Regions from separate parts of the Homo sapiens genome. Here regions 2, 3, 4, 5, 6 and 7 are each linked to region 1. Evidence: chromatin contacts called from ENCODE Hi-C or POLR2A ChIA-PET data. All regions are on one chromosome and are shown on one strand. Each heading gives the region's core, a stretch centred on a gene start or an enhancer-like site at or near the end of the contact. The rest is flanking DNA. Distances are from core to core; before and after follow the strand shown. Region 1 holds the start of BRD2 (bromodomain containing 2). Region 2 holds the start of VARS1 (valyl-tRNA synthetase 1). Region 3 holds the start of HSPA1L (heat shock protein family A (Hsp70) member 1 like). Region 4 holds the start of SNHG32 (small nucleolar RNA host gene 32). Region 5 holds the start of NEU1 (neuraminidase 1). Region 6 holds the start of EHMT2 (euchromatic histone lysine methyltransferase 2). Region 7 holds the start of SKIC2 (SKI2 subunit of superkiller complex).

Region 1 (2,706 bases), core at 118-2,617:
GAAAGTAACTCTTTCCTCCTTTCCGTTCCCTCCCCCGCAGTACACAAGGAGAGAACTGTTCAGGACTGGGGGAGGGGATGAGGGAGGCGATGGAAGAGGCCACCCTGGAGAAACCCGAAACCTTGGGAGCTGTGAAATCATTCCAGGTCCCGAGCCTCCCTCGCATCTCAGACCATGCTGTCTAGACCCCCTACTGCCAGCACCCACCTTGGGCCTGGTTTCTGTTCCTAAGCAGACCTCAAGCTTTCAGCTTGTAAGCACCCCAGCCTGGAGTAGACACGTGCTCAGTAAAGACCCTACAGGGGCAAAAGGCCCCACAGGCCGTGTCCACGTGAATGCACACAAATTCGGTAAGCGACTCGAAGCGTAACCTCCAGCCTGCGGTGTGACGACTGGAGCTCCCCTACCGCGGACACAAAGGGCGCACAGCAATGCTCCCTCCAGAGGCTCTGGGGAGAAAGGAAGTTGGCGCCTGGGAACAACCTCAGTTCACAACATGGGTGGCCAACTCCTAAAGCATTCACATCCACGGGTAGGGGCCACAGCCACCACTCCTCAGCCCACCGCCAGGTCACCCCTCCCTCGGCCGCCGATGGATCCCTTCTCACCTGGCTCCCGGCTGCTGTACCCCCAGGGGACGAATGGAATAGGGGGGGCCACACCGCCCCCTAACCCCTTTGCCCTCCAATGGGTACGGAGGCATGAGGCTGGCCATTCCCCTCCCCCCCCATGGCCCTCTCCCGCTCGCCCCCCCTCCACGCTCCCATTGGCTGTAAAAGGTTTGAAGGACAAATCTTCCCACTCTCAGGATTCTTTCCTGAACCCCAAGAATCCCCCTCCCGGACTCCCCACCATTGGTTAAGCACTTGACTGACATCTCCGCCCCACAAGGGCCCCTTCTCACCTGGATCCTAAAGCCTTCCAGGGGGCCTCCAAAGTTGCCCTCGGCTTGGTACGGGGTATGTAATCCGGGGTGTCAACCCCCCCCCAGAAAACGAAGCCGTGCTGGGGGAGGGGGCGTAGCCCCCAGCCCCTCCCTTCCCGAACGGGCTGGGGGGGTGGGGAGAGCATCGGGGCCGCGCGGCCACGTCAGCAGCACCCAGATTGGCTGACCGGGGTCACGTGCCCGCTTCCCCCCCACCCCCCGCCTTTCCCCCAGCCACGAGGACCAGCTTTCCGAACGTTCCTGGGGGTCGCGCCAAGGGGCCAAGGGGGCCGCATGGCCCAGGCCTATGTCCCGAAACCCAGAGCGCTATAACGCTGCTGCTTGTCCATATCCCCAGCTTCCTATCCCGCAGTCCTGGACTCTGTCCCCCCCACTCGCCTCTCCATACGAGTTCAGCATGGCTGCCGCAGACCAGGAACACACACAGCGCAGGCGCAAGGGTGCGCCCTGACTGGGGGAGGGGGAAGGAGGGCCAGAGGCTGCGGGGAGAGCCGTAGTGCGCAGGCGTCCGGACCGGAACCGCATCTCCGGCGGCGGGGCTTGGAGCGCGCGCTTTTCGTGGGGCGGGAGCCCGCGCCCGGGTGCTGACCTCCTGCCTCAGCGCCCCCTCCCCCACTACCCGCGGCCTAGCGGGGTAGCCTCGGGTGGCCAGGCTTGTTTCCTCCTCGGTGGGTGTAAGGTGCGGCTTCGCTGGTCCTGGCCTGAATCCAGCGGAAGCGCACGCTGCTGAGCTGTCAGCGGAGGAAAATGGGGCCTGGACCTGGAGATATGAGGGTCTGGAGAGAGGGGCCCCTTCCCTGGTGTCGTGTGGTGCGACCACTGGAGAGGGAGTTTCTCGCCCTCGTCGCGCCTGCCGCGCGGAGAGATAAGGTGCGGACCGCAGATGTGGACTTCGTATTTGGCTTTAGTCTTAGGCAGCCTTAAAATCTCTCCGTGCCGTGAACCTACGCTAGACTTTTCTTTAGTGAGACCTGTGAGTCCCTGGACCGCTCTACCTTCTACGATATTTACCAGCTGATAACTTTTCCTTCTCTATTTATTTCGTAGTGGACCGTTTAAACCTCTTATACTCTTAAAGTTATGATCTCTCCTCTCCCAAGCTTGAGTGAATTCCCCCCAAAATTTTGGAACTGGTAACATAAAATGTTATGGTGATTCAGTTGCCAGCTAAAAAGTAAGCCTTTAATTTGTCATTAGCCGATAACCTCTCCCTTGATTACCCAGAGTATGGTCCAGATTTTCACGCTGCAGACCCTAATCTCTCCTCACCGACAGATGGCACTTCACAGAACAGAAAGGCCAATTTGCAGAACTGGCTTCCCATTTCCCACCTGCAAACTGGGTCAATTGTGTATTCCTTTCTCATTTCACTAGAGGTCCTCCCTTCGGTTTGAGGAAATCCTTTACTATTGACCTGGTCAACCTTCTCTGTTACCCGGAAGCTGTCTTCCCTTCTCCCCCTTTTGACCTTTTTAAACTTTTCTCTTGGTTTCCCCGCTGACAGAAAGATAACAACCCTCTCAATATCGTGCCCTCTTAGAGACTCATGTCTCTCGGCTTCCTTGCACAGCCAAGACCTGAAATTGAAATTATCCTTACTATCTCAATTCTTTGTCACATTCTCTTTCCCCATCCCCACTCTTCAAGCTACCTCTGTCAGGCTGCTACCACCAAAACTTTTCTGGCAGATGTCACCAAGAACCTCCTAACTGGCAAAGTCAGGAAGCACTTTACAGTTCTCACTTTATTTGACCTCTGAG
Region 2 (2,706 bases), core at 155-2,654, 1.2 Mb after region 1:
TGCTTGCTGTCCTTCCATTAATGTGATAGTGTCATAAGATACATTTCATGCTACCAGACTTCACCAATCCAACCAAATCAGTTCATGTTTTCTGAATATGTATAGAAGATAAATACAAGTGATGTAATTTATATTTTAGAGAAAAGTTGTGACTGGGAATTACTAAACTTCATTCACTCATTCAGCAAATATGAGTTCATGATACAGATGAGACTTCTCAGCCTTAAGGGACCCTTAGAGACCATCTAGTGTGACCCTCCTTTTTGTTTTTGAGACGGGAGTCTCACTCTGTTGCCCAGGGTGGAGTGCACTGGCTTGGTCTGGCTCACTGCAACCTCCGCCTCCCGGTTCAAGCGATTCTCCTGCCACAGCTCCTGAGTAGCTGGGATTACAGATGCCCACCACCATGCCCGGCTAATTTTTTTTTTTTTTTTTTTTTTTTGAGATGGAGTCTCACTTTGTCACCCAGGCTGGACTGCAGTGGTGTGATCTTAGCTCTGCAATCTCCGCCTCCCAGGTTCAAGTGATCTTCTTGCCTCAGCTTCCCAAGTAGCTGGGCTTACAGGTGTGTGCCACCACGCCTGGCTAATTTTTGTATTTTTACAAATACTGCAGCTCTGTCGCCAGGCTGGAGTGCAGTGGCACGATCTCAGTTCACTGCAACCTCAACCTCCAGGGTTCAAGCAATTCCCTGCCTCAGGCTCCGGGGTAGCTGGGATTACAGGCGCCTGCCACCACACCTGGCTAATTTTTGTATTTTTAGTAGAGACGGGGTTTCACCATCTTGGCCTGGCTGGTCTTGAACTCCTGACCTGGTGATCCACCCGCCCTGGCCTCCCAGAGTGCTGGGATTACAGGCGTGAGACGGGCTTTCACCACCTTGGCCAGGCTAGTCTTGAACTTCTGACCTCAGGTGATCCGCCCACCTCGGCCTCCCAAAGTGCTGGGATTATAGGCGTGAGCCACTGCGCCCGGCCGTCACCCTTTTTTCATACATGAGGAGATGAGGCTCAAAGAGGAAGCTGGACGCCAGGGCCTCGGCAAATGGACCTCCCCTTCGGTCCTCATCAGGCGGCTCCCTGCTGGGCACCTCCCCGCTACCGGGTGGGGAACGCCCTCCACCGGCAGGGCCGGCCGACCCTCTTGGGCCAGTTCCCTAGCTGCCCGCTGGGCGCCGCCCTCGCCACCCGGCCGAGGACCCGCACAAGGTGCCCGTGGCGGCGCCTGACGGGAGCGTCGTGCTCAGGGGTGTCCTCTCGTCCTGCGTCCGCGCCCAGCGCCCCGCGCCCCGCGCTGTTCCTCGTGAGACCGGCGGGCGGCGAGCCGCGCGGCCCCCGGGGCAGTGTCGGACACGGCGGGCGCGCACTCGCAGGCGGGGCACGGCCGCCCCCGCCAGGACCCGCAGGCCCGGAAACGCTCCCTGTCACAAAGGGGGGAACACGTGGGCGCCGGCTGCCGGGGCGGCGATCTTAGGGAACTAGGGTCACCTGGAGAGCCGCCCACCGTCTCTGCCCGCTCGACTCCTCCGCCCGGGCCGCTCGGCCGGTCCAGCCGCGGCCGGCGCCTGGCTGTGAGGTGGATTCCCGGCCCAGTCTGACCATCTCCCTCCAGTACGTACACGCGGCTCGAACCCGCATCCAACCAGACGCCGACCCGCTCCTGAGAGCCTTCCACACTCCCCGAAGCCCCGCGATGGTGGATAGTTCCTCTTCCCCAGGAACTCCCCACTGACACTGCCCCTCTGAGAGCCAGGTCCTCGGCTCCTGACAGCCTGCCTGGTCAGACCCTCAGTCCTATGGGACTCGGGTGTCTGCGGCGAAGGAGCTCCCGTGAGGGTCCCCTCTCTACTCAAACATAGGACCCACCTCGATCCCGCAGTCTTCCCCTGTCTCTCTTTCTCCTTAGGTTTTTCCACTTCGTTCGGACCTTCTCATAACTATGTCCACCCTCTACGTCTCCCCTCACCCAGATGCCTTCCCCAGCCTCCGAGCCCTCATAGCCGCTCGCTATGGGGAGGCTGGGGAGGGTCCCGGATGGGGAGGAGCCCACCCCCGCATCTGTCTCCAGCCACCCCCGACTAGCAGGACTCCCTTTCCCCCACCCCGCCTGCCGGCCCTGGAGCAGGGGCCCGGTGGGCTCTGGGTGTGGGGGGCCACGGCTGTGGCCCAGCTGCTGTGGCCAGCAGGCCTGGGGGGCCCAGGGGGCAGCCGGGCGGCTGTCCTTGTCCAACAGTGGGTCAGTTACGCCGACACGGAGTTAATACCAGCTGCCTGTGGAGCAACGCTGCCGGCCCTGGGACTCCGAAGCTCGGCCCAGGACCCCCAGGTGAGGGGGTTGTACAGAAGAGGGGGAGGGGAGAAATTCAGAGGAGGGAAGCGAGGACTGGAATGGACAATGAGACAAGAAGGTAGTACATCAGATGTGGGAAAAGAGTGATCAAATCCCAGATTGCCAACTGGTATGGTAACCCTGGGCACGTTTCATAGACCCGCTGTGTCTTGGTCTTCCTATGTCTATGAACACGCAGGCAAGTTGATGTAATGCTTGCCTCACTGAGTTAATAGGATTAAAAGATGTGCGCAGAGCACATAGTTTAGTGCCAGGCACTTTTAAAGTCTCTTAGTAAAAGTTTGATGAGTCTGAAATTGATGAGGATAGAAGTTATTTGAATTGTAGGAAAAGACTGGGTGAGGGAGAGATGACAAT
Region 3 (2,706 bases), core at 134-2,633, 1.2 Mb after region 1:
CTCGAACCTCGCCCTGGTGATGGACGTGTAGAAGTCGATGCCCTCAAACAGGGAGTCGATCTCCAGGCTGGCCTGGGTGCTGGACGACAGGGTCCTCTTGGCCCTCTCGCAGGCGGTGCGCAGCCGCCTCACGGCTCGCTTGTTCTGGCTGATGTCCTTCTTGTGTTTTCTCTTGAACTCCTCCACGAAGTGGTTCACCAGCCTGTTGTCAAAGTCCTCCCCACCCAGGTGGGTGTCCCCGGCCGTGGCCTTCACCTCGAAGATGCCGTCGTCGATCGTCAGGATGGACACGTCGAAGGTGCCCCCGCCCAGGTCAAAGATGAGCACGTTGCGCTCCCCCTTGCCCGTTCTGTCCAGGCCGTAGGCGATGGCGGCGGCCGTGGGCTCGTTGATGATCCGCAGCACGTTGAGCCCCGCGATCACACCCGCATCCTTGGTGGCCTGGCGCTGCGAGTCGTTGAAGTAGGCCGGCACGGTGATCACCGCGTTGGTCACCGGGTAGCCCAGGTACGCCTCGGCGATCTCCTTCATCTTGGTCAGCACCATGGACGAGATCTCCTCGGGGTAGAATGCCTTGGTCTCCCCCTTGTAGCTCACCTGCACCTTGGGCTTGTCTCCGTCGTTGATCACCTGGAAAGGCCAGTGCTTCATGTCCGACTGCACCACCGGGTCGCCGAACTTGCGGCCAATCAGCCGCTTCGCGTCAAACACGGTGTTCTGCGGGTTCAGCGCCACCTGGTTCTTGGCCGCATCCCCGATGAGCCGCTCGGTGTCCGTGAAGGCCACGTAGCTGGGGGTGGTGCGGTTGCCCTGGTCGTTGGCGATGATCTCCACCTTGCCGTGTTGGAACACCCCCACGCAGGAGTAGGTGGTGCCCAGGTCGATGCCGATCGCCGCGGCTTTGGCCATGCCGGTTCCCTGCTCTCTGTCGGCTCCGCTCTGAGATTGGGGGCTGGAAACGGAACACTGGATCCGCGAGAAGAGCTCGGTCCTTCCGGACGCCGGAAACTCGACGCGCCGGTGCCTGCAGCCGCACAGGTTCGCTCTGGGAAGCCTTGGGACAACGGGAGTCACTCTCGAAAAAGGTAGTGGACTGTCGCAGCAGCTCCTCAGGCTAGCCGTTATCCGGACCGCTTGCCCCTGGGCTTTTATAAGTCGTCACGGAGACCCGCCTTTTCCCTTCTGAGCCAATCACCGAGCTCGATGAGGCTGCCAGGTCGGGAATATTCCAGGGTTTTCGCCTCCCGTCCTGCCCCCCAGCCTTCCTTGGACCAATCAGAGGCCAGAGTGCCGCCCCCTGCTCAGAACTCTCCAGAGTCTTCTGGGATTCACTGGAGGGGACAGGGACCCTGAGAGGAAGGGGGAGTGGCGGTGGGAAGGGTGTTGGTCTCCATGGCGATGCTGACCGCCTGCGCTTCAGCGCCTAATTGACAGGAAGGGTCGGCGCTGGGCTTTTAATTGTGGGGGCTTGCTGGGCCTGCGCAGTTGTGGGCAGGGGGCTGGTGCGGGGAGCGGGTTACGCGCGTCCAGGGGAGGGTGGGGGCGTTTGTGTTGACACCGCCCGGCCACGTTACAATGGAGATACTGTCTCTGACCTCATGGGCCAGTTTGGAAAAAGATTACTGAGTTGGAGCCGTCTCAAATTTGCAGGGAGGGACGGGGTGGGGGGTGGGGGGACCCCGGTTGTGCAGTTTGATATTGAGGGAGCCCCCACCTACTCGCTGGGGCTGCGTAATCTGGACGTTTCCAAACTGAAGCGAAGGCGTCGGGAGACTAGGTGAGCCAGTAGGGATCTGATTGATTGTGAACCTGAAAGGCTCAGTAGGTCCTTGTTTGGGAAAGTACTGGAAAGTTCCCTAGTTGGTTTAAGCCTGAGGTATGTGGGCGTTGGCTGATCCGGGTAGGAGGAGCACTTGGGGAAAGCTAAGATGGCTTCAGATTGATTGGTCGGAGCAGCCAGAATGGGGGAGGCGGGGGAAGGGAGTGCGGCCTGTCGGGGAAATGGGGAGGCGGGGAAGGCGGGGTAAGGGGGAGGCGGGGTAACTGGGAAGCGGGGGAAAGGGAGTGCGGCCTAGGAATCTGCGGTGTGGAGAGGGATAGACACTAAACCCTTTATTTTATTTTTATTTATTTATTTTTAATTTTTTTTTTTTTTTTGAGACGGAGTCTCGCTCTGTCGCCCAGGGTGGAGTGCAGTGGCACGATCTTGGCTCACTGCAAGCTCTGCCTCCCGAGTTCAGGCCATTCTCCTGCCTCAGCCTTCCGAGTAGCAGGGACTGCAGGCGCCCGCCACCGCGCCCGGCTAATTGCTCCACCTCCCGGGTTCAAGCTATTCTCCTGCCTCAGCCATCCGAGTAGCTGGAACTACTGGCGCCCGCCACCACGCCCAGCTAATTTTTTCTATTTTTTAGTAGAGACGAGGTTTCACCGTGTTAGCCAGGATGGTAGCCAGGATGGTCTCGTTCTCCTGACCCCGTGATCCGCCCGCCTCGGCCTCTCAAAGTGCTGGGATTACAGGCGTGAGCCACCGCCCCCCGCCCTTAAACCCTTTATTGATCAGTTATTGGCTCCAGAAAACAGGAGTTTTATTTAGGAGAAGGATACAGATACTGTCTGGAGTGCCATGTCGTTTGAGAAAACTGGAAGGCTTGTGGTTTTCTAGCAGTCATCTTCAGCCTGACTGGAATTTACTGCCGGTGAACCCCT
Region 4 (2,706 bases), core at 132-2,631, 1.1 Mb after region 1:
GTCTCAAAAACAAAATAGCAAAAACAAACAAATGGAAGTCACCACCTGTGGTACATGGATTATAGCTCAAAAAAGAAAAAGTGGCCGGGCACAGCGGCTCACGAGGTCAGGAGATGGAGACCATCCTGGCCAACATGGTGAAACCCCTTCTACTAAAAACAGAAAAATTAGCCGAGTGTGGTGGCGCGGGCCTGTAGTCCCAGCTAATCGGCAGGCTGAGGCAGGACAATCGATTGAACCCGGGAGGCAGAGGTTGCAGGGAGATCGTACCATTGCCAGCCCGGGCAACAAGATCAAGACTCCATCTCAAAAAAAAAAAAAAAAAAAGGAAAAAATTGGCTAAGGTGGGAGAATCGGTTAAACCCGGGAGTTGAAGGCCGCACTGAATTGTGTTCTTGCCACTGCATTCCAGCCAGGGTGACAGGGAGGCTGTCTTAAAAAAAAAAAAAAAAAAAGGCCGGGCGCGGTGGCTCACGCCTGTAATCCCAGCACTTTGGGAGGCCGAGAGGGGCGGATCACGAGGTCAGCAGATCGAGACCATCCTGGCTAACACAGTGAAACCCCTTATCTATTAAAAAATACAAAAAATTAGCCAGGCTTGGTGGCATGCGCCTGTAATCCCAGCTAATCGGGAGGCTGAGGCAGGAGAATCGCTTGATCCCAGAAGGCGCAGGTTGCAGTGAGATCGTGCCACCGCACTTCAGCCTGGGTGACAAGGCGAGACTGTCTCAAAAAAAAAAAAAAAAAAAAGGGCAGGGAGGCGCATAATGCCCATGAACGAAAGCTTGCTTGGGAACAAAGCTTTCCGAAGAGGCATTCAAAAGGCTCTCGCACCTAATACTCACCTTTACTCAAGGATAACACGGCGATGAACGTCTTACAACTCCTAACGGGGAAATGAAACAGAACAAAAGATTAGGAATCTTGGCCATGAACTCGTTGAGCCTGAGAAATGCTGGACCGAGGGGGCGGTCAGAGCGCTGCGGTGATGGCATCAGCGACACACTCAAGAGTTACCTGGGGTCATCATCACTCCCTTCCTATCCCCGGGCGACCGCCACCCCCATTTTGCAATCACTCGCCCAACCCCACTCACAGTTGTTTTGAGTCAGCAGGGGCTGTGGGGCCGCTAGCCGAGTTCCCCCTGCCACGAGCTAGGTCAGTTCCAAGCAAAGACACCAGAAACTCCAGTGTGCAACGGTAGTTCACCCAACTGCACTGGGGACCGCCCTCTCCTACCCCAGCCAGGCCGCGACGTGGCCGCCCGCCGGCTGCTGCGCAAAGGCAGCGCAAGCCGTTGGGATCCCCTGCTCCCCCTCACTCAACAGTCGGGCCATTACAACTCTCATACTGCCAACCCACGAGCCCACTTCGCAAAAAGAACTAAAATGGCGAGGCCGGGGCCATTTATGGCGGCGCCGGGTTGGGGGCCTGACGGGTATAGTTGTTTTCTTATCTGCCTGGCTAGACGCGCGGCATTTTCCCCATTGTTTGTCCACACAGAAATAAAACAAAGTGAAAGAAAGACCAGGAAAGTATGTTTCACACTCCTCTGGGCAAATATTCGGAGATGCTTTCTGAATTTTGAAAAACAAAAAACAGGGATCTGTCTGGCCAGGCGGAAGAAAGTCCCCGGCGCCGGCCGGCCAGCGCCAGCCGGGTGCTGCTCCTAAGCCGTTTCCCAGCAGCCCATGGTCCGTTAATGACCCTGGGACTCTTCCCGCGCGCGCGCGGGCGCGCGCAGCTGCGCCAGTTTAGCGTCCAGCTACCCTGACACTTCGCACTCCGTTCCCCCAGCGAAATCTGAATTTGCCTCCCAGTTCGATCCCGCAGACTGTCAGGCACCCTAACCTTCAATTAAACAAAACAAAACAAAAACCAAAAACCCAAAAGGCAGGTCGGACGTAATAGGTCACGCCTGTAATCTCAACACTTTGGACAGGCCCAGGCAGAGGATCATTTGAGGCCCGGAGTTCGGGACCAGCCTGGGCAAATAGTGACACCCAACCCCCGTCTCTATTTATTTAAAAATTAGGCCGGGCGCGGTGGCTCACGCCTGTAATCCCAGCACTTTGAGAGGCCGAGGCAGGTGGATCACGAGGTCAGGAGATCGAGACCATCCTGGCTAACACGGTGAAACCCCGTCTCTACTAAAAAAAAATTAGCAGAGTGTGGTGGCGGCGCCTGTAGTCCCAGCTACTCGGGAGGCTGAGGCAGGAAAATGGCGTGAACCCAGGACGCCGAGCTTGCAGTGAGCCGAGATTGCGCCACTGCACTCCAGCCTGGGCGACAGGGCGAGACTCTGTCTCAAAAAAAAAAAAATTATTGAAACTCATAAGTCATTTCAAATCCTTTCTGGACCCTTTCCTATCGCCCCCATTTATAAACGCGTATGATGTTTGGTGATGTGTGTTGTGTGTGTTGGTATCTTTTTCTTTTTTGAGACGGAGTCTGACTCTGTTGCCCAGGCTGGAGAGCAGTGGCGGGATCTCGGCTCACTGCAACCTCCGCTTCCTCGGTTCAAGCGATTTTCCTGCCTCAGCCTCCGAAGTAGCAAGGATTACAGGTGCACACAACCATGCCTGGCTAATTTTTATATTTTTAGTAGAGTCAGGGTTTCACCATGTAAGCCAGGCTGGTCTCGAACTCCTGACTTCAGGTGATTTGCCTGCCTAGGCCTCCACAAAGTGCCAGGATTATAGGTGT
Region 5 (2,706 bases), core at 58-2,557, 1.1 Mb after region 1:
ACTTCAGCTTGGGCGACAGCAAGACTCCGTCTCAAAACAAAGAAAAAAGATTAAAAAAAAAAAAGAGCCATTAGAGAGACTTCCCAGCAGGTGGCTGTAGCGGCAGGGGATTTTCTTACTCTACAGCATGCATCCATTCAGGGTTTGCCAGTCTCCTCCTAAGCGACTGACATGCATTTTTTCCGCTAATTCTTATCATCGCTCTATGCAACATAATATTCCCGACCCCACTTCACAGGAGGAAACTGAGATTACATAACCTGCCCGGGGGTAAGGGTGGTGGTGCAGCTTGGATTCCAAATCCCGCAGGCAGCTTGCCTCCCAGTCCCCGATTTCCTGGCCCCAGGGTCCGCTCTAACCGGTCTCTGTTGCGGCTCAGTGGAAGACCTGGAGCGGAACAACGGCTCCCTGGACCGGCCCTACTACATGTCCAAGAGCCTTCTAAAGATTCTGGGCAAGAAGAACGAGGCGCCCCCGGACAACAAGAAGAGGAAGAAGTGACAGCTCCGGCCCTGATCCAGGACTGCACCCCACCCCCACCGTCCAGCCATCCAACCTCACTTCGCCTTACAGGTCTCCATTTTGTGGTAAAAAAAGGTTTTAGGCCAGGCGCCGTGGCTCACGCCTGTAATCCAACACTTTGAGAGGCTGAGGCGGGCGGATCACCTGAGTCAGGAGTTCGAGACCAGCCTGGCCAACATGGTGAAACCTCCGTCTCTATTAAAAATACAAAAATTAGCCGAGAGTGGTGGCATGCACCTGTCATCCCAGCTACTCGGGAGGCTGAGGCAGGAGAATCGCTTGAACCCGGGAGGCAGAGGTTGCAGTGAGCCGAGATCGCGCCACTGCACTCCAACCTGGGTGACAGACTCTGTCTCCAAAACAAAACAAACAAACAAAAAGATTTTATTAAAGATATTTTGTTAACTCAGTAAATCTGTGACTCATTCTCTCCACGACGACAGGCGGCCTTTTTTTTTCCGCGCCCGGCTCTTTAAAATCGGCCCCGCCCCTGTGACGTGTCCTGGTGCCGCGGCCAATCAAAAAGCCCAATAAGGATGGTGCCAGTCCCTTCTTCACCCCAGCCAGTCCGCTTCCCGTTCGGGTCACGCGCTCCGGGCCTCCAAGAGGGCCTCCAAGAGGGCCAATCGGAAGGGCAAGCTTCGAGATGCTGCGTGATCACGTGGGAGGAGATGAGCTACTTGAAGACCAATTAGAGTCCGGGAAGCGCGGCGGGGCCTCCAGACCGGGGCGGGCTTAAGGGTGACATCTGCGCTTTAAAGGGTCCGGGTCAGCTGACTCCCGACTCTGTGGAGTCTAGCTGCCAGGGTCGCGGCAGCTGCGGGGAGAGATGACTGGGGAGCGACCCAGCACGGCGCTCCCGGACAGACGCTGGGGGCCGCGGATTCTGGGCTTCTGGGGAGGCTGTAGGGTTTGGGTGTTTGCCGCGATCTTCCTGCTGCTGTCTCTGGCAGCCTCCTGGTCCAAGGCTGAGAACGACTTCGGTCTGGTGAGTCACCCTTTGCATAGCCCCATCCCCGACCCGCGCAGGTGATCGACACCTAGTGTCCCCCGGAACGCGGGCGGCTGAGCCGACTTTCCGCGACAGGACCCTTTTCTTTCTCCCAGACCCCGTTTCCTCCTACCGCTCCCAGCCCCTCTCCCTCTCCGGGTCCCCGTCCTTCTCCTCATTCGAGCCCCTTCCTCTTTTGGGGTCCCCTTCCCTCCCTGAAGGCGCCTTCTCCTTTCGTAGACCCTCCCCTGCTCCGAGCCTCCAGCTTCGCTCCAAACTCCCCTTCGTGTTCCTCTTTCTTGTTCTGGGACCCCATCCCCTACTCGGGATCCCCATTAGATCCTCCCTCTCCCATCGGAACGTGGGTTCCTAAAACCCCCAAGACAAGTTTGTCTTTGTTGACCCTTCCTCCTCCCATGACAGGTGCAGCCGCTGGTGACCATGGAGCAACTGCTGTGGGTGAGCGGGAGACAGATCGGCTCAGTGGACACCTTCCGCATCCCGCTCATCACAGCCACTCCGCGGGGCACTCTTCTCGCCTTTGCTGAGGCGAGGAAAATGTCCTCATCCGATGAGGGGGCCAAGTTCATCGCCCTGCGGAGGTCCATGGACCAGGGTATAAAGATGTCTGGGTGAAAGAGCCGGTGCTAGGTTGGATGGGTGGGCAGCCCAATGAGCCCAAGGGCCCTGAGGATAGGGGAACTTAGAGGGTTGGTTGCCTGAGTCCCTGAGGGGTAGAGGGAACCCGAGAAGGGCAAGTGTCTAGGACAGTGATCTGGAAATTGGGATCACCAAGGAGTTGGACATTCACTTAGCAAACATTTATTGGGTACTATATACCTATACCAGGCACTATTTTAGGTTTCATGAATATAGCCACGAACAAAACAGATCAAAAATCTCTGCCCTCAGGATTTAAATTGTACTGGAAGGAGACAGACAAGCATAATAAACAAGTAAACTTTTTTGTCTGTTGCAAGGTGATAAATGCAATGGAGAAAAATAAAACAGGACAAGAGGTATAGATAGTGCAAGTGTTGGATTGCACCCTGGGACCATCGGAAGGCCTGAGGTCCCTAGCAGAAGGTGGGAAATTAACGGGAAGTGGTAGAAAGGGTACCTGCAGAGTGCTCACTCTGGGTTTCTTCCTCCAATTTTTTTCAGGCAGCACATGGTCTCCTACAGCGTTCATT
Region 6 (2,706 bases), core at 101-2,600, 1.1 Mb after region 1:
TGTACATGACTATCCTGCCCTAGACAGCCTCTCCCTGTGATGCTGCGTTCTTAATACCTAGAGGTCACAACTCTGCATATCCCTTGCCTGAAGGAGCCCAGCCCTAAACATGGGAGAGGAGTGTGACAAGTGAGCTCCTCTGGTCAGGGACTCCCCCAAGTCCCCACCCCCAGCCCTCCACCAGTTCTGCAATCTCAACACTTAGCCAGGTACCTCACAGTACAAGTGATTGGCAGTCGTGGGGATGCACATGAACTCTATTTGAGGGACTTAGGATCAGTGCTAGGGATGAGCTACAGGTGGCCAACCTGCCCACGGAAATTGTAAGCAGGAGTCTGTTTGGTCATATTTTGTCTGGGGTAAATAGGTCATGTCTTCAGGAAAGCTAAAAAAAAAAAAAAAAAGCTAAGTTTGGATTAAGGTGCAGGGAAAACTACAATTCCCAGAAAGCTCTGGAATAGTTAACCAAAGAGAACTACAGTTCCCAGAAGGCCTTTAATTGGCCTCAGGTGCCCCACCTGCCTGTGTCAAATACTGCGTGTGAAATCATACAGATCTTTTCCAAACTCGACCAAAACGTAATACCTAAAGGGATGGTACCCTAAATACAGCTATCGAGATTGTCTATCTTGGTGTATATCATTTATACTTAAATTGTCCGCTGGGCTATGACCCACGGAGTACCTGACTGTGCTTATGAAGTGTTCGGCAAAAAAGGTTTACTTACTGCAGTGTCACCAGTCAGTAATGACGTTCGGGCCGCTGGGCTTACCTGGATCCCTAGTGCGTGTGAAGGTGTAACACGCCTGATATAAACAGAAGAGACATTTAGCCACAGGTTTTCAGAAGGGCACGCTGCTCCAGGGGACATGAAGCAGCATGCTAGAACCAGCCAAGAATAAAGGTGTCCTCCGCGTCCCTATCGCCCCTTCGTGCTCGTTAGAAAGAGCAAAAAGGCGAGGCCAAAACTGAGGCCAAGCCTTCTATCTGGTAACCCAAAAACTAGAAAGGCAGAAAAGCAACCAGAGGCGGGAAAAGCCCAACCAGGCCAGAGGAAATACAGCCGCTGCCGAGAGCCGAGAAGTTCAGAAGCTCCGCTTGTTACCTAAAACCAGATGGGGACAGAGACGCCACACCTGGGCCCAGGCGTGTCTCGCCCTCGGTCCCTGCAGAACTGAGGCCAGGAATGACAGGAATTCTCCCTTGCAGCTCCCAGCTTAGGACAGTCACAGCCATCTCCGAGGCCGCTCTCAGGGGAAAATGGCCAAAAAGCATGTAGCGGCTCCTTTAAGGCTCCTCCTCGCCCTCCCTCCCTCGCCCACGTGACCCGGGGCGGCCGCGCGCCGGCTCGGCCCCCAGCGCAAGCGGCGATGGCGGCGGCGGCGGGAGCTGCAGCGGCGGCGGCCGCCGAGGTGCGGAAGGGGAGGGGGAGAGGCGGGTGCATGCCCGCGCGCGCGCCCGGGGGAAGCGCGCGCCCGTGCAATGCTCCGGGGGTGCAACGGGGCCGGGGGGCCCGGGCGGGACTTGCAGCAATCCAGGGGGCCAGCACCGGGGGCGGATGAGGGGACCAGGGTGTGGGAGGTGGGGGGAGTGGGCACGGAGGCGCGCGTGCAGCCGCCGGCTGCCCCTGAGTGGGCGACGGGCGCCGGGGCCCCAGGAGCACGCGTGAGGGGCACGAGGGGCCGTCCACCGGGCTGGGGGGCAGCGGGTGCTGGAGGGGTTGGTGCCCGGGGTCCCCGCGGCCTGGGGGACAAAGGGGGAGCGGCGCGTGCAGCCGGGAGGAGGGGGCGGGGCCGGGGCGCGGAGGCCCCGCCCCCTCCCCCTCCTCTTCTCTCGGCCCCAGAGATGCGGGGTCTACCGAGAGGGAGGGGGTTGATGCGGGCCCGGGGGAGGGGTCGTGCGGCCCCTCCGGGCAGCCGAGGCCGCGGAAGGGGGGGGCCCCACAGAGGAAGAGGTAGGCCCCGGAGCCTACTCTCTCTTCCCAGGGCCCAGGCATCCTGGACCCCCCAACTCTCTACTGGGCTGACCAGCCCTCCTGTCCCTTGTCTCCCCTCCCAGGGGGAGGCCCCCGCTGAGATGGGGGCGCTGCTGCTGGAGAAGGAAACCAGAGGAGCCACCGAGAGAGGTGAGTGCAGCTAAAACGGGCCCCAATTGGACCGTCACCTTCCCTAAACACAGGATCTCCTGAGCCCTTAGCTCTGAACTTTTTCTCTTCCTCTACAGTTCATGGCTCTTTGGGGGACACCCCTCGTAGTGAAGAAACCCTGCCCAAGGCCACCCCCGACTCCCTGGAGCCTGCTGGCCCCTCATCTCCAGCCTCTGTCACTGTCACTGTTGGTGATGAGGGGGCTGACACCCCTGTAGGGGCTACACCACTCATTGGGGATGAATCTGAGAATCTTGAGGGAGATGGGGACCTCCGTGGGGGCCGGATCCTGCTGGGTGAGAGGCTGGGTAGCCTGGGGGGTTGGTGGGAAATTTCTGACTCTTGCCTTCTTTCTTATCTTGCCTTTTGCTTGCCTGTTTTCTAGGCCATGCCACAAAGTCATTCCCCTCTTCCCCCAGCAAGGGGGGTTCCTGTCCTAGCCGGGCCAAGATGTCAATGACAGGGGCGGGAAAATCACCTCCATCTGTCCAGAGTTTGGCTATGAGGCTACTGAGTATGCCAGGAGCCCAGGGAGCTGCAGCAGCAGGGTCTGAACCCCC
Region 7 (2,706 bases), core at 103-2,602, 1.0 Mb after region 1:
GTTGGATTTCCCCATAAGGACTGGGAGGCTGGCCCTGGAGGCCGGCGAAGAGACAAGGAGGTTGTAGCCGAGAGATTTGTGTTCTCCAGCAAGACCTAAGGCAAGAGATCAGAGCCCCAATGAGGCTGAGCTTGTCTCTGACCACCTCCCCTTCTCCCCAACTGTTTCTCATGACCCCTGACCTCCTACCTCTTTGTAACCCAGTATCTGGCCTGTGGTTGGGTGTCTTTGGGCCTGTAGGTCGGATGGGACTGGGGCTCCCAGGACAGCCAAAAGAGACCAGGGATCCGTCTTCCTCTGCCATTTTCTGGAGAGAAAAATAGTAACTTTTGGGTCTTCTTTCTTCCTCTGTCCCAGCTTCCTTCAGGAACCCATCACCCTAGTCTAAGCCCCTCCAGACTCCTCACCGGGCTGAGTGCTCCACACCATGCAGAGGCAGCCAGGCTGGGGATGACAGAAACAACTGTTCTGCTTCTTGCTGCAGATCTGGGGCACAAGGAGGGAGGCCATGGGGAAGCTGAAACAAGGGCAAGATGAGAGGCATTAGGTAAGGAAAGAGGATAAAATGCAGACAAAAGAGATGATGGGACTTGTGTTCAGATCAGAAATGGCAGATGTGTCAAACAGACTAGGACAATCAGGCTTGGCCAAAAACTACCTGCTACTGAATTACCTGGGGCAGATTTTGGATTTCAGAAACATGGAGGCTGGACCTAGGAATGTGCATTTTTAAAAAGCTCCCTGGCTAATCATGAAGCACACTGAAATTGGAGACTCACTGATTTTAGAAAAAGGGGTCCCAGACCTAAGGATGAAAGGTTGGAGGCTCAAAGCCTATCATCTCAGTCACCAAGTGCCCTGGTGCTTGGATACAGAAGGGAGCTCCACGGAGAAATGCCACATTTGAAAGAGCAGCTCTCAAAGCAAAAATATCCCCAGCCCTTTCTGCTCTGTCCTCACATGTACTGCAGGTACACTGGGCTGTAATCTGTCCAGCACCCCTTCAGGCTGGGATGGACAGGAGTACAGGCACAGATGAACAAGGTTAAGCTAGATCCTACTGTGAGGAGGGTGAAGGAGGTTTGGACTCAATGCGGGTCAAAGGTTAGGGTCAAAAGTCACTCACGCTACTCTCTGGAGCTCCAGGCAAGTTCAGCAGCTCCCAGTGCCCCGTGCATCCGAGCTCCACGGCCCGAAGGGGTAGGTCCAGGGGATCTGGAGGGGGTAGCACTACGGGGAAAGGTCAAAAGTCAGGGGTCAAAGTTCATTCCATATCGGCTACTCCGTTCCATTTCCCTCCCCTCCCCCTCACCAAGTCGCTCTGTCTCCATCATCCTGGAGCCACAGCAGCTGCCTGGCAGCCCGGAAGTGCGGCAAGTAGTCGCTGCGAAGTAAGCCCCGCCCCGGAACGGGCGGAAGTAGAGGCAACTTCCGGTACAGCCCCGCCGAGAGCGTGAACTATCGCTGCGGAGGGGCAGACCTGGACCGGTGGAAGGCCGGGCGGAAGTGCGCGCCTGGGGCCGCCTTGGTTACCGCGTTTTCCGCTCCTCGCTACGTCATCGTTGTGAGCCCGCTATCAGCGGCCAGCGCGGGCGCGGCCGGAGACCGTGGGGCCCCCGGTTGCCGCCCCCTCGGGTAAGGCCCTCTGCTTCTCACTCTTCGGCCCTTTTTCTCATAGCCGTTTCTCTGTTCTTCCTCTTTGCGTTGCTCTGCGGGCGCTACGCTGGCTCCACCGCCTTCTCTGCCGTTCAAACCCCGCGGTTGTCCTTACCCTAGCGAGGGTAGGGGGGTCGGGTGCCATCGTCTTTCCGACGGAGTGGATATTTGTCCCTCCTTGAACCACATGGTACCTAAAGGTGCTGGTGTCTGTGATCCCTGGAGACAGGAGGGAATGCTGGATGATCCCGACCAGCGGGAGCTTGGACAGCAGCCTGGTTTAAGCAAGGGGTAGGGAAAGCCAAAGACAAGAGTAGGCAGACCTGAAGGGGTGGGGTTGGGTACAGTGTGGACGGCGTGTGAACCCCGGGTGGTAACAGTGGAGAAAGATGTCTTGGGCCCTGCCCCTGAACTAGGAGCCACCATGTTGGTGATACCCCCCGGACTGAGCGAGGAAGAGGAGGCTCTGCAGAAGAAATTCAACAAGCTCAAGAAAAAGGTGAGGGACTGTGTGTGGACATGGCCTAACCTTTCACAGACTCTGCACTCTGAGAAGATATGGGGTGAGTGTGAGCGAATGGGGAAGTTTTTCTGGCCCATACCTAGAGACATATCACCTCACAGTGTAGCTTCGAGAGGTGGGCTTTCCCAAGCCTTGGTGTGGACCTTCTGTCTTTTCTATGCAATTTGCCATGGATTGTCTTCCTTTCCCATGGCTTTTAGTACCGCTTAAGAGCTGATGATCCCCAAGTTTGTTTTTTCCAGTTCTATCCAGTGTTATACTGAAAAACTTCAGATACTCAGTGTTGAAGCTATCATCTTTCTATTCTTGATCTTCCAAATAAGATTGACTACACCAATTCTGCCACATGTTTGGACTCAAAACTCTGACTTCCCCACTATTTGCATAGTCAAACCTTTGCCAAGTCTTATTGTTTCTTCTTTTGAAGTAATTTTTCCTGTTTATTCTTCACTGTGCATTCCCCCGAGCAGGGCTTTATTGACATTCATGTGGGCCATTGTAATGGTCTCTCAACAAATTTCTCAGTC

The links. A loop is a pair of places that touch in the nucleus more often than their neighbours do. ChIA-PET counts read pairs that join two places held with the same protein, here RNA polymerase II (POLR2A). Pooled maps may share reads with other maps.
Region 2: a loop to region 1 is called in a pooled map, with 7 times the contacts of the local background. The contact joins the promoter of VARS1 here to the promoter of BRD2 in region 1. A Hi-C loop is called at or near these places in 5 of 50 pooled maps. POLR2A ChIA-PET finds 5 or more read pairs at or near these places in 6 of 52 experiments (A673, Caco-2, HEK293 and 3 more).
Region 3: a map of psoas muscle shows a loop between it and region 1 (6-fold over the local background). The contact joins the promoter of HSPA1L here to the promoter of BRD2 in region 1. A Hi-C loop is called at or near these places in 4 of 168 maps with a recorded cell type or tissue (PC-9, ascending aorta, gastrocnemius medialis and 1 more) and 16 of 50 pooled maps. POLR2A ChIA-PET finds 5 or more read pairs at or near these places in 13 of 52 experiments (AG04450, CD4-positive, alpha-beta T cell, Caco-2 and 10 more).
Region 4: a pooled map shows a loop between it and region 1 (8-fold over the local background). The contact joins the promoter of SNHG32 here to the promoter of BRD2 in region 1. A Hi-C loop is called at or near these places in 2 of 168 maps with a recorded cell type or tissue (PC-9 and gastrocnemius medialis), 1 of 37 single-sample maps with no recorded cell type and 20 of 50 pooled maps. POLR2A ChIA-PET finds 5 or more read pairs at or near these places in 13 of 52 experiments (AG04450, CD4-positive, alpha-beta T cell, Caco-2 and 10 more).
Region 5: a pooled map shows a loop between it and region 1 (29-fold over the local background). The contact joins the promoter of NEU1 here to the promoter of BRD2 in region 1. A Hi-C loop is called at or near these places in 1 of 37 single-sample maps with no recorded cell type and 7 of 50 pooled maps. POLR2A ChIA-PET finds 5 or more read pairs at or near these places in 7 of 52 experiments (CD4-positive, alpha-beta T cell, Caco-2, HepG2 and 4 more).
Region 6: a loop to region 1 is called in a map of naive thymus-derived CD4-positive, alpha-beta T cell, with 27 times the contacts of the local background. The contact joins the promoter of EHMT2 here to the promoter of BRD2 in region 1. A Hi-C loop is called at or near these places in 1 of 168 maps with a recorded cell type or tissue (naive thymus-derived CD4-positive, alpha-beta T cell), 1 of 37 single-sample maps with no recorded cell type and 15 of 50 pooled maps. POLR2A ChIA-PET finds 5 or more read pairs at or near these places in 5 of 52 experiments (AG04450, CD4-positive, alpha-beta T cell, PC-3 and 2 more).
Region 7: a loop to region 1 is called in a pooled map, with 12 times the contacts of the local background. The contact joins the promoter of SKIC2 here to the promoter of BRD2 in region 1. A Hi-C loop is called at or near these places in 16 of 50 pooled maps. POLR2A ChIA-PET finds 5 or more read pairs at or near these places in 2 of 52 experiments (CD4-positive, alpha-beta memory T cell and HepG2).

What each region holds. Positions count from the first base shown.
Region 1 is chr6:32,967,255-32,969,960 of GRCh38, reverse strand. It overlaps BRD2 (bromodomain containing 2), which reads right to left and starts at 1,367. Exons shown (of 13, transcript NM_005104.4): 1 at 905-1,367. LOC124901302 (a long non-coding RNA gene) reads left to right here and starts at 1,440. Exons shown (of 3, transcript NR_190904.1): 1 at 1,440-1,816. RefSeq lists enhancers at 1-134, 1-452, 1,751-2,290.
Region 2 is chr6:31,794,450-31,797,155 of GRCh38, reverse strand. It overlaps VARS1 (valyl-tRNA synthetase 1), which reads left to right and starts at 1,404. Exons shown (of 30, transcript NM_006295.3): 1 at 1,404-1,610; 2 at 1,906-2,325. The coding sequence starts at 1,939. RefSeq lists an enhancer at 952-1,806.
Region 3 is chr6:31,813,960-31,816,665 of GRCh38, reverse strand. HSPA1L (heat shock protein family A (Hsp70) member 1 like) reads left to right here and starts at 1,383. Exons shown (of 2, transcript NM_005527.4): 1 at 1,383-1,777. It overlaps HSPA1A (heat shock protein family A (Hsp70) member 1A), which reads right to left and starts at 1,123. Exons shown (of 1, transcript NM_005345.6): 1 at 1-1,123. The coding sequence starts at 909. RefSeq lists enhancers at 1-484, 1,191-2,020.
Region 4 is chr6:31,833,591-31,836,296 of GRCh38, reverse strand. SNHG32 (small nucleolar RNA host gene 32) reads right to left here and starts at 1,381. Exons shown (of 4, transcript NR_160953.1): 1 at 1,097-1,381; 2 at 846-886. It overlaps SNORD48 (small nucleolar RNA, C/D box 48), which reads right to left and starts at 1,034; the gene lies at 971-1,034. RefSeq lists an enhancer at 1,546-2,244.
Region 5 is chr6:31,861,422-31,864,127 of GRCh38, reverse strand. It overlaps NEU1 (neuraminidase 1), which reads left to right and starts at 1,307. Exons shown (of 6, transcript NM_000434.4): 1 at 1,307-1,510; 2 at 1,937-2,129; 3 at 2,678-2,706. The coding sequence starts at 1,352. It overlaps SLC44A4 (solute carrier family 44 member 4), which reads left to right. Exons shown (of 21, transcript NM_025257.3): 21 at 380-936. The coding sequence ends at 501. RefSeq lists enhancers at 1-500, 501-1,126.
Region 6 is chr6:31,896,342-31,899,047 of GRCh38, reverse strand. It overlaps EHMT2 (euchromatic histone lysine methyltransferase 2), which reads left to right and starts at 1,350. Exons shown (of 28, transcript NM_006709.5): 1 at 1,350-1,412; 2 at 2,059-2,125; 3 at 2,224-2,442; 4 at 2,532-2,706. The coding sequence starts at 1,371. It also overlaps a transcript of C2 not described here. RefSeq lists enhancers at 833-1,427, 1,511-2,207.
Region 7 is chr6:31,957,821-31,960,526 of GRCh38, reverse strand. It overlaps SKIC2 (SKI2 subunit of superkiller complex), which reads right to left and starts at 1,352. Exons shown (of 28, transcript NM_006929.5): 1 at 1,313-1,352; 2 at 1,127-1,230; 3 at 408-517; 4 at 190-307; 5 at 1-95. The coding sequence starts at 1,334. It overlaps NELFE (negative elongation factor complex member E), which reads left to right and starts at 1,556. Exons shown (of 11, transcript NM_002904.6): 1 at 1,556-1,635; 2 at 2,073-2,155. The coding sequence starts at 2,081.